Regions from separate parts of the Homo sapiens genome. Here region 1 is linked to region 2. Evidence: read pairs that join two places in POLR2A ChIA-PET (ENCODE). Cell type or tissue: A673. All regions are shown on one strand.

Region 1 (5,000 bases), 350 kb after region 2:
TGTGCACCCAATGCTTGCCTCCCACTTATAAGTGAAAACATGTGGTATTTGGATTTCTATTTTTGCATTAATTCACTTAGGGTAATTGGCGTGGCTAGGTTTTTTGTACAATTCAGTTCTCAGCTTAAATGTCACATTCCAGAACATGCTTCCTAGCCCATGCTGTCTAGAGGGAAGCCCGTCATAGTCCCTGAAGAAGCAGTCTTGAAAGACACAATCCCAGCTCTTAAAATTCTGAAAGATCAAAAATCCCTAAAATCCAAAATCCTGAAAATATAATTCTGGAAAAAATAATTTTAAAAATTCCTGAAGATATTTACTTACATTTTAAGGGGAGTGGGTGTGGGCACAGTGGCTCACTCCTGTAATCCCAGCACTTTGGGAGGCTGAGGCAGGTGGATCACCTGAGGTCAGGAGTTCAAGACCAGCCTGGCCAACATGGTGAAACTCCATCTTTACTAAAAATACAAAAATTAGCCCGGCCTGGTGGTGCATGCCTGTAATCCCAGCTATTCGGGAGGCTGAGGCAGGATAATCGCTTGAATCCGGGAGGCGGAGTTTGCAGTGAGCCCAAATCACACCACTACATTCCAGCCTTGGCAACAACATGAGACTGCATCTCAAAAAAAAAGGGAGGGGGGGATTTATTTGAGAAACATATAAAAACACAACAGAACACTTCATAGGCCGCTTTACACAATAAAAGAAGCAATACTAGCGTACATGTTTTTGCAAGAATAAATACTCAGGTATACGACTATACCTGGCACAGATATAGCATTTATGAGCAGATAAACTGTATTCCTAAAGAAGTAGGTCAAAAGGAAAATGTGTAAACACATATCACTATGATTGGTAATTGTGTGCAACCAGCTTTGTATATGTGCTCATCTGAAATACTGTGATAAAAAACCGAAGTCTTTTGACAAGATTGATCAAAAACCACAATGGATTACCACTACATATGCAGTCACCCAAAGAGCTGAGATCTCAAAAAATGTTGTCTTTTACAAATGCAGGTGTACAAAAAGGACATCACTGAGGAGGTTTCAATGTTTTCATGTACATACACAATGTTTATACACAAAATCAACATTGAGATAATGAACTTTCATGGAGTCACATTTGCAAAAAAATGCATGAAACAAATTAGGACTCTCTAAACGTCTCTGCACAACCTATACGTCAAGTTTTGGAAATGATGCAACGATGAAATATATAGCATAGTGAATTGTTTTGCTATTTAAAATAGTGAAAAAAATAGAAGAAAAGGAAAAAAAACCCTATCCTGTGATTGTGATTTTCAGAATTTTAGACTTTAGGGATTTATACTTTAGGATCTTTGATCTTTTGGGATTTTAGCATTCAGGATTATGGTATTTGGAATTTTGTCTTATTTTCAATAAAAATGCAAAAGTAATTCAATGGAAAAGTATCATTTTTTCACCAAATGGTGCTGGAACAGATGGATGTTCATGTGCCAGAAAATGAACCTGAATCCATATCTTAGGCCCTATATGAAAATTAACTGAAATTGATCGTAGACCTAAATGTAAAACATAGATATATAAGACTTCTGTAAGAACACATGGAAAAAAAATATTGCACTCTCGGGTTAGGCAAAGATTTCATACATGTAACAACAAAAAGCACAATCCATAAAAGAAAACAATTGGTAAACTAGATTTCATCAAAATTAAAAACTTCTGTTTTTTGAAGGGCACTATTAAGAAAATTAAAAGGTGGGGAGAAAACCACTACACACCTTTAGAATGGCTGAAACTCTTTAAGGTGATGATAACAAGTGCTGATGATAACAAGTGCTGTTGAGAATGCAGAGTTACTGGAACACTCATTCATTGCTGGTGGGAAAGTGAAATGGTGCAAAGACTATGGAAAACAGTTTGGTAGTTTTTTAAAAAGTTAAAAATACCTACCACGTGACCCAGTCATTTGTACGTAGATATTACCCCAGGAGAAAAGAGCACATTTGTCCACACAAAGTCCTGTACCTGTTATTTAGGCAGTAAACTTATATTGCATCAAGTCACAGAAATGCTGGGGTCTGGACAAGGCGTGGTAATGGGGACTCAGGATGGTGGACACATGGAGGGACTGTTTAGGTAGAACTGGCTGGCGGTCTTCTTATTTGGTTTGGGCTGCTATAACAAAATGCCATAAACTGGGTGGCTTATAAACAACAGACATTTATCTCTGACAGTTCTAAAGGCTGGGAAGTCCATGTGAAAGGAAAATATCTTGGGACTCCAAAATCACTAAGGAAAACTCAAGCCGGGAACTGCTTAGGGCAAACCTGCCTCCCATTCTATTCAAAGCCATTCCTCTACTCACTGAGATAGATGCATATCTGATTTGCCACCTTTGGAAAGGCTAATGAGAAATTCAAAAGGATGTAACCATTTGTGTATCACCTATCTGTGGCCTGGAAGCTCCCTCCCTGCTTCCAGCCTTCCTGCCTTTGCTTCAAGTTTTCCCGCCTTTCCAGACCGAACCAGTGTTTCTTACATATATTAATTGATGCCTCATGTCTCCCTAAATGTATAAAACCAAGCTGTGCCCTGACCACCTTGGGCACATGTCATCAGGATTTCCTGAGGCTGTGTCACAAGCACGTCCTCAACCTTGGCAAAATAAACTTTCCAAATTAACTAAGACCCGTCTCAGATTTTCTGGTTCACATCCGAGAACACTGCATCAGCAGATTCAATGTCTGGTGAGCGCCACCTTCTGGTTCACAGGTGATACTGTCTCTCTTCATTCCCACATGGTAGAAGGGACGGGACAGCTATCTGAGGCCTCTTTTCTAAAGGCACCAACCCCTTTCATCAGGCCTCTGTCTTCACGGCTTAACCACCTGCCAAAGCCCTCATCTCTGATACCATCATCTTGGGGCTTAGATTTCAACACAGAAATTTGCCGGGACACAAACATTCAGCCCATGGCGGTGATGTACTGGATGCGGAGGAGAGTGGAGAGATACCTGAAAAGCAAGACAGAAAATTAAGGGACTGGGAAGTTACTCTGTGGGTCAAAGGAACGAATTCAGAGTGGGACATGTTGAGTTTGAGTTTTCCAGTATGCAGTTAGCTGTATGGGCTTAGCAAAATGAAATTTAACAATATGCTATTACTAAGTTATTTGTTATCTGGAGTTTACATATTCAACTTTTAAAAGATAAGTAAATCTTAACGTTAAAACAATTATGAGAATACAGATTGTTATAAAATTCTCACAAGGATATTATTCCTTCTGAATATGAACCACTTCAGTAAGGCCTCCTACCGCACTGGACTCTCCCCTGAATAAAACCTACTGTCACCAAGCCAGTACTCGATCAACGGTTTTGAAAAGTAGGTTTTACTAATTCTCAGACAATCTCCTGTTTCACAGCAGAACCCCAAAGACTCCCACAGGCTGCACAAACAAATAAAAGCACATTTTGTAACAACAGCCAATATAAAGAAGAAGGAGGGGAAAAAACCAAGAGCCTAACTGAAAAGTGAACAAAGGAAATGAACAGATAGTTGCAGTAAAAGAAATACAATGGCCCTGAAACATTCAGAGATCACTTAAAATAGGAGAAATGTAAACTAAAACCACACTGAGACACCATTTTCCATCATGAGATGAGCAAAGATGAAGGAATTTGTTCACACGCTGTGTTGGTGAAGGCTTGGGAGACAGGTTCCGTCTACAGGAGACATAAATTGGTATAATCTCCACAGAAGGCAATTCATCAACATCCCAATATTTAATATGCCCAAAACATTCCTTTTCAACAAATCAATATCAATACATTTGATTGACAAACATGCTTGTATATGTGTGAAATGGTTTAAGTTTACAGTTATTCACAGAAGCATGGAAAAAACTGAAAGCCTATCTACAGAGAACTGGTTTATGTCATATGTTATCACCATAGAACAGAATACCATGCAGCCATTGAAAAGAATGAAAACGGTGGCAACAACCCAAATTTCCATCAACAGGTGAATGAATAAACAAAATATAATACATACACATTATGGAATATTACTCAGCCTTAAAAAGGAACAAAATTCTGACATATGCCACAACATAGATGGAACTTAAGGACAATAAGTTATGTGAAATAAGCCAGACACAAAAGGACAATACTGTAGAATCCACATATAAGAGGTACCTAGAGTAGGCAAATTCAGAGACAGGAAGTAGAACGGCAGTTGCCAGGAGCCTGGGAGGGCGAGTGGGGAGTTATTGTTTAATGGATACAAAATTCCAGTTTTGCAAGATGAAAAGAGTTCTGCAGATAGATGGTGGTGAAGGTTGCAAAACAATGTGAATGTGCTGAATGCCACTGAAGTGTACACTTAAAAATGGTAAATAAGGCCAGGCACAGTGGCTCACACCTGTAATCCCAACACTTTGGGAGGCTGAGGCGAGAGGATCACCTGAGGTCAGGAGTTCGAGACCAGCCGGGCCACCATGCTGAAACCCCATCTCTACTAAAAAAAAAAAAAAAAAAAGCCATACGTGGTGGTGCACGCCTGTAGTCCCAGCTACTAAAGAGGTTGAGGCAGGAGAATCGCTTGAATCTGGGAGGCAGAGGCTGCAGTGAGCCAAGATCGTGCCACTGCACTCCAGCTTGGGTGACAGAGTGAGAATCTGTCTCAAAAAAAAAAAAACGGGCAAATAAAACACAAAACTTTTAGAATCCAGGGCTTTACCTTCTAATTGGTCAACATATAATTGCATAACCAAATTCTTACGGGCAAATCAGGTCTTTTAGAGAAGAAAAAAAATAAAGTTTAATTCAGTGGAATTAACATGGTTGGAAAAATGATTTGTTTGGGCAGAGTCCCAGAGCTAACAGTAATAAACATAATACTTAACTTTAAAAATGCTTGAACTTTTCTCCAAAGAACATATTTCCACCATCAGGGGAAGTGTTGATTTTCATATTATTCAAGCTATCTTTTATCCCTCTAAATATGAACATT
Region 2 (5,000 bases):
CGGCTATGGCCCTTCCCCGCAAGAGCTTGCCCCTAGAACCCACCTCTTACCACAGACATTCAGTCTGAGGGATTTGAAATCCCCTTGAGATTGTGTGTGGTGTGTGGTGTCTGCGTGGTGTGTCTGTGTGGTGTGTGTGTGTGGTGTATGTGTGGTGTGTGTGTATGTGTGGTGTGTCTGTGTAGTGTGTGGTGTGTGTGTGTATGTGTGGTGTGTGGTGTATGGTGTGTGGTGTGTGTGTATGGTGTGTGGTGTGTGTATATGGTGTGTGTAGTGTGTGGTGTGTGTATGTGTGTGGTGTGTGTGTATGGTGTGTGTGTATGGTGTGTGTATGTGTGGTGTGTGTGATGTGTGTGTGATGTGTGTGTGGTGTGTGTGTGTGGTGTGTATATGTGTGTGGTGTGTGTGTGGTGTGTGTATGTGTGTGGTGTGTGTATGTGTGTGGTATATATGTGTGTGGTGTGTGTGGTGTGTGTATGTGCATGGTATGTGTGGTGTGTGTGTAGCGTGTGGTGTGTGTGTAGTGTGTGGTGTGTATGTGTGGTGTGTGTATGTGCATGGTATGTGTGGTGTGTGTGTAGCGTGTGGTGTGTGTGTAGTGTGTGGTGTATATGTGTGGTGTGTGGTGTGTGTGTGGTGTGTGGTGTGTGTATGTGTGTGTGTGTGTTTTGAATGGTGTGATAGTATCCACCCAGAGGTCAGGGCCTCTGCAGGATTCCTGCATTCTGGTTGGAGGCAGTCCCTGTAGAACTCAGAAGGAAGAGCCTCTGATTCCAGGCCCCACAGGCATGGCCAGACCTCTCTCCCCGCAGCTGCTTCAGTGAGAGTTAAGTAACCACTTGCCAGTTTTCAATTGATTAGTAAAACTATTTGAGCTGGAACTTCTGAGGAGGAAAACCAAAGCCCCTAGGCCATGCTAGATTGCAGGTGTGAAACCTCATGGAAAAGCAGTTTCAGTGGTAAAAATGTGGAGCTTGGATTGGGAGGACCTCGGGCCCCATCAGAGTCCCACTTCTCCACTGAGCTGAAACTGGCAACAAATGACTGACCCTCACTGAAGGTCCATTTCCTTTATGTAAAATGGGAAATAAATAATTTGCTGGGGTCTATGAGGGGAAAAAATGAGATGAGGATTTTGTAATTCACGTGCTTTAGGGGAGTACAATATTATTATTATTAAGGAAGAGCTCTGGAGTTATTAAAACTAGCCTTTTTTTTTTTTTTGAGACAGAGTTTCGCTCTTGTTGCCCAGGCTGGAGTGCAATGGCGCTATCTAGGCTCACTGCAACCTCCACCTCCTGGGTTCAAGCGATTCTCTTGCCTCGGCCTCCCGAGTCACTGGGATTACAGGCGCCCGCCATCACACCCAGCTAATTTTTGTTGTTTTTAGTAGAGACGGGGTTTCCCCATGTTGGCCAGGCTGCTCTCGAACTCCTGACCTCAGATGATCCACCCGCCTCAGCTTCCCAAAGTGCTGGGATTACAGGCGTGAGCCACTGTGTCCAGCCCAAACTGGCCACTTTAATAATAAAACTGCCTTGGGTCTGAAATGTGACAGATTTTATCTTGGGAACACCGAAGGGGAAACTTCTACACGGAGCTTGAGATGGGCTGGATTGTCCCCACCGTCCTTGGCAGATCTTAAAGCTCTGTGACTCCTGAGGGGAGTCTCTTTTGTGCTAGAGAGCCATTTGTTAAGTATTCAGAAACTTGGCAGGCTGACTGACATCCTGTTAGCAGCTTCAAACTTGGTTCTAGTGAGAAATCAGCAAACTCTACAAATCCGAGCTTTGTATTGATCGTTCCTGGAGAGTTTGTTAAACATTTAACAGTATACCACTGGGCATTTGTCCGTATCTATCATGAGAGACATTTAAGAACGCTTCCCTGAAACTGGACTGACCTCAATTCAAATCCCAGTGTAACTGAAGTTCAGTTTCCTATTTTGAAAAACATAAGATTTTTTTTTCTACCTCTTAAGGGTTACTAGGAAGATTAAATGAGATAAAACAGGGAAAAGACAGCACAGCACCAGACGATAGATCGTTCTTATTATTTCCCATTATCTCTAGCATTTAAGATTGAAGACATATCTGTTTTTCCCTTGACATTACAAGGGTCCTGTAATTTTCAGCAGCATATTGAATGCTTTTGCCTCCCAACCTTTCTTGGCAAATTAGTGCCTAATGACAACTGAAGTATCCCGGCCTTTGAATGAAAGGGCCAGGCAGTGACCCGAGGGGTGGGTGGGGTGCTGCCCTGTGCTAGTCCAGTGCTGGCCAGCAGAGGGCACCCCAGATAACCACCACCACCTCGTCCCACCCCTCCCCCATGCTCTCATCCCCCAGCCCAGGAAGTCTGAGGTCCCATGCATGCAAACAATGGCTCGGATCATCCACTACTTGTATCTGCCCAAAACTTAGTGGGTTGTGCTGTGCTCTGTGCAGAACACAGCCTTAATCTTCTGAATCCCCAGCAATATCACACTCAATCAGTATTAGTAGAAGGGATGAAGGAGCAAAACAGAATCTGGCTGAGAAGAGGGCTAGAAGCAAGATAATAATGATAATAATGAATTCTGCTTTATTGGAAGGCCTAGTCTCTTACTGCAACATGGAACTATTTTTTGCATATACTTAAGAAAAGAGATGATGTGAGCACCAGTCAACAGTATCAATCTTTGTTTCAGACAATCAGGGTTTAAAAAATCCTGAGTGCTGGACTTTCTAGGGGGAGTGAGGAAGACTTACCCTAGGTTTTCTGCTACAGGAAGAGACTTCTTGTCCTTTAGCCCAGTGGTTCTCAAAGGGAGAGGAGAAGAGGATTCCCCCACCCCTCTCCCAGGGGAAAAATGGAAACATTTTTGGTTACCACAACTGAGGGGAGGATGTTAGTGGGTGGAGCCCACAACAAAGAATTATTCTCCCAGAATGGCAGCAGGGCCACGGGTGAGAAACCCTGCTGTAGTCTAATGATTCTGTAGCAGAATTCACAAGTGGCAGCCACAATGCTGTGGGTTTATTCAGCAGAACTTTTCCCTGCAGGGTTTCTCTGCCCAGTGAGCTCCCTGAGCGTCACAGCTTGAGTGAGGGAAGCTGCTTTTCCCTGCCAGAGCCCACACAGCGAAGGAGGAGGAGTTGTGCCAGCCCAGGAAGCGGTTCTAGTGTGGTTTTGCCATCAGCCCCAGCCAATCCCAGGGTTCAGGCCTGAGGGAAGCCTCCAGCTCACTGGCACCTGGAAGATGAGGGTGCCAGAACCTGTATGCCCTGGAGTTCAGATTGAAGCGAGGTGCATGGCTTTGTTCAGAAAAGCTGCAGGCAGCTTCTGGGTAGTAACAGCAAGTGCAGGATTGTGCCGACTCAGGGACAGTCACTCCTGAGGCAGTGCCATCCTTCGCTGGGCAGCTGCCTGGCACAGGGGTTCTTTCTCTCCTGTCCCCCACACTCCTCGATCCCCTCCCATCCTCAGGGCTGCTACTCCCAGCTTCCATGGCTGGTCAAAGCTTGGGGCTTGAGTCTTTTGGAATTATCTAATTCACTCTGTTCTTCCTTTCATGGACTTCAGGATGACCACAAACTCAGCAATAGGGAATTGGAAGAGAAATATGGCACAGACATCATTATGGTGAGTCGTGGGAACCAGGGATTTGGAAGAGAAGCCTCCCAACTCTACAGAGGGAAGGCTGTGTGTGGCGGGGGGCTGTGTGGAAGAGTAGCGGCACCTTTAGGAGGAGGGGCCCCTGCAGCGCCTTTGAGACTGCAGTTATTTGCATCTGGACACAGTTCAAGTCAACAGAAAAACCTACTGTGGGGCTCACACTGGCCTGGCAGTGAGAGGGACCAAGAGGGACAGATGACCCCTGGCCTCAAGGAGAAAGTGGCCGGGTAGGGGAGGCAAATGTGTATGGAAGTGTCCTGAGATTCACTCTATCCCCCTGGGATGGCTACAAGAAGTAGAAACGCTATGCTGGGACAAAGGTGGATTCTGATGGAAGGGGCCAGAGCCAGCTCTCGGGCTGCTGCCATGTTTGCGCTGGGACTCAAAATGCTTCGGATTTAAGCTGGTGGGGGACCCCAGGGCCAGTAAGCACAGAGCCTGCTTGGAGAGAATCTGGGCTTGCCGGAAGCTAGTATGTGTGGAGAGGGGACAGGTGCAGCAGGAATGAAGCCAGGAAGGTCATCTGGGTGAAGCTGTCAAAGTATTCACATTAAACTAATGAGTAGGAGCTGTCTTAGAGGCAGAAGGGACATGGTTTCCACACATGGAGGTGCTTTCATTGGTTTTCAAAAGGCAGTTCTCATAGAAGATTCTTTTTTTAAAGTGAGAAATGGAAGGGTCTAGAAGAATGGAACAACAGCCCAGGACTGTGAAATGAGGATCTGAAATAATGTCGAAAGACATTACAGGGGCCAGACGTGGTGGCTCAGGCCTGTAATCCCAGCACTTTGGGAGACTGAGGTGGGCAGATCACCTGAGGTCGGGAGTTTGAGACCAGCCTGACCAACATAGTGAAACCCCGTTTCTACTAAAAATACAAACAATTGGCAGGGCGTGGTGGCACATGCCTGTAATCTCAGCTACTCAGGAGGCTGAGGCAGGAGAATCTCTGAAACCCAGGAGGCAGAGGTTGCGGTGAGCCAAGATCATGCCATTGCACTCCAGCCTGGGCAACAAGAGCAAAACTCCATCTCAAAAAAAAAAAAAAAAAGGGCCGGGCGTGGTGGCTCACGCCTGTAATCCCAGCACTTTAGGAGGCCAAGACGGGCGGATCACGAGGTCAGGAGATCGAGACCATCCTGGCTAACACGGTGAAACCCCGTCTCTACTAAAAATACAAAAATTAGTCGGGCACGGTGGCGGGCGCCTGTAGTCCCAGCTACTCGGGAGGCTGAGGCAGGAGAATGGCGTGAACCTGGGAGGCGGAGCTTGCAGTGAGCGGAGATCGCGCCACTGCCCTCCAGCCTGGGCGACAGAGCGAGACTCTGTCGAAAGAAAAGAAG

The links. Peaks named below come from ENCODE experiments on the same cell type or tissue, not always from the same donor. Only the 100,000 strongest peaks of a DNase experiment are listed, where the experiment ranks them.
Region 1: POLR2A ChIA-PET joins it to region 2 with 5 read pairs; 1 of 35 experiments calls an interaction of 5 or more read pairs at or near these places.

What each region holds. Positions count from the first base shown.
Region 1 is chr13:25,034,663-25,039,662 of GRCh38, forward strand. LOC105370119 (a long non-coding RNA gene) reads right to left here. Exons shown (of 3, transcript XR_941760.4): 3 at 1-5,000. Among named protein-coding and RNA genes, the nearest start is that of PABPC3, 59 kb to the right of the region's middle. In A673, a CTCF peak has its summit at 2,766 (motif pointing left); a DNase peak (open chromatin) is centred at 2,749.
Region 2 is chr13:24,681,750-24,686,749 of GRCh38, forward strand. It overlaps ATP12A (ATPase H+/K+ transporting non-gastric alpha2 subunit), which reads left to right. Exons shown (of 23, transcript NM_001676.7): 3 at 3,565-3,624. Among named protein-coding and RNA genes, the nearest start is that of ATP12A, 3.8 kb to the left of the region's middle. RefSeq lists enhancers at 210-790, 890-1,391, 1,392-1,891 and a silencer at 2,307-2,396. In A673, a CTCF peak has its summit at 2,282 (motif pointing right); DNase peaks (open chromatin) are centred at 2,332 and 2,972; H3K27ac peaks cover 1,296 bases.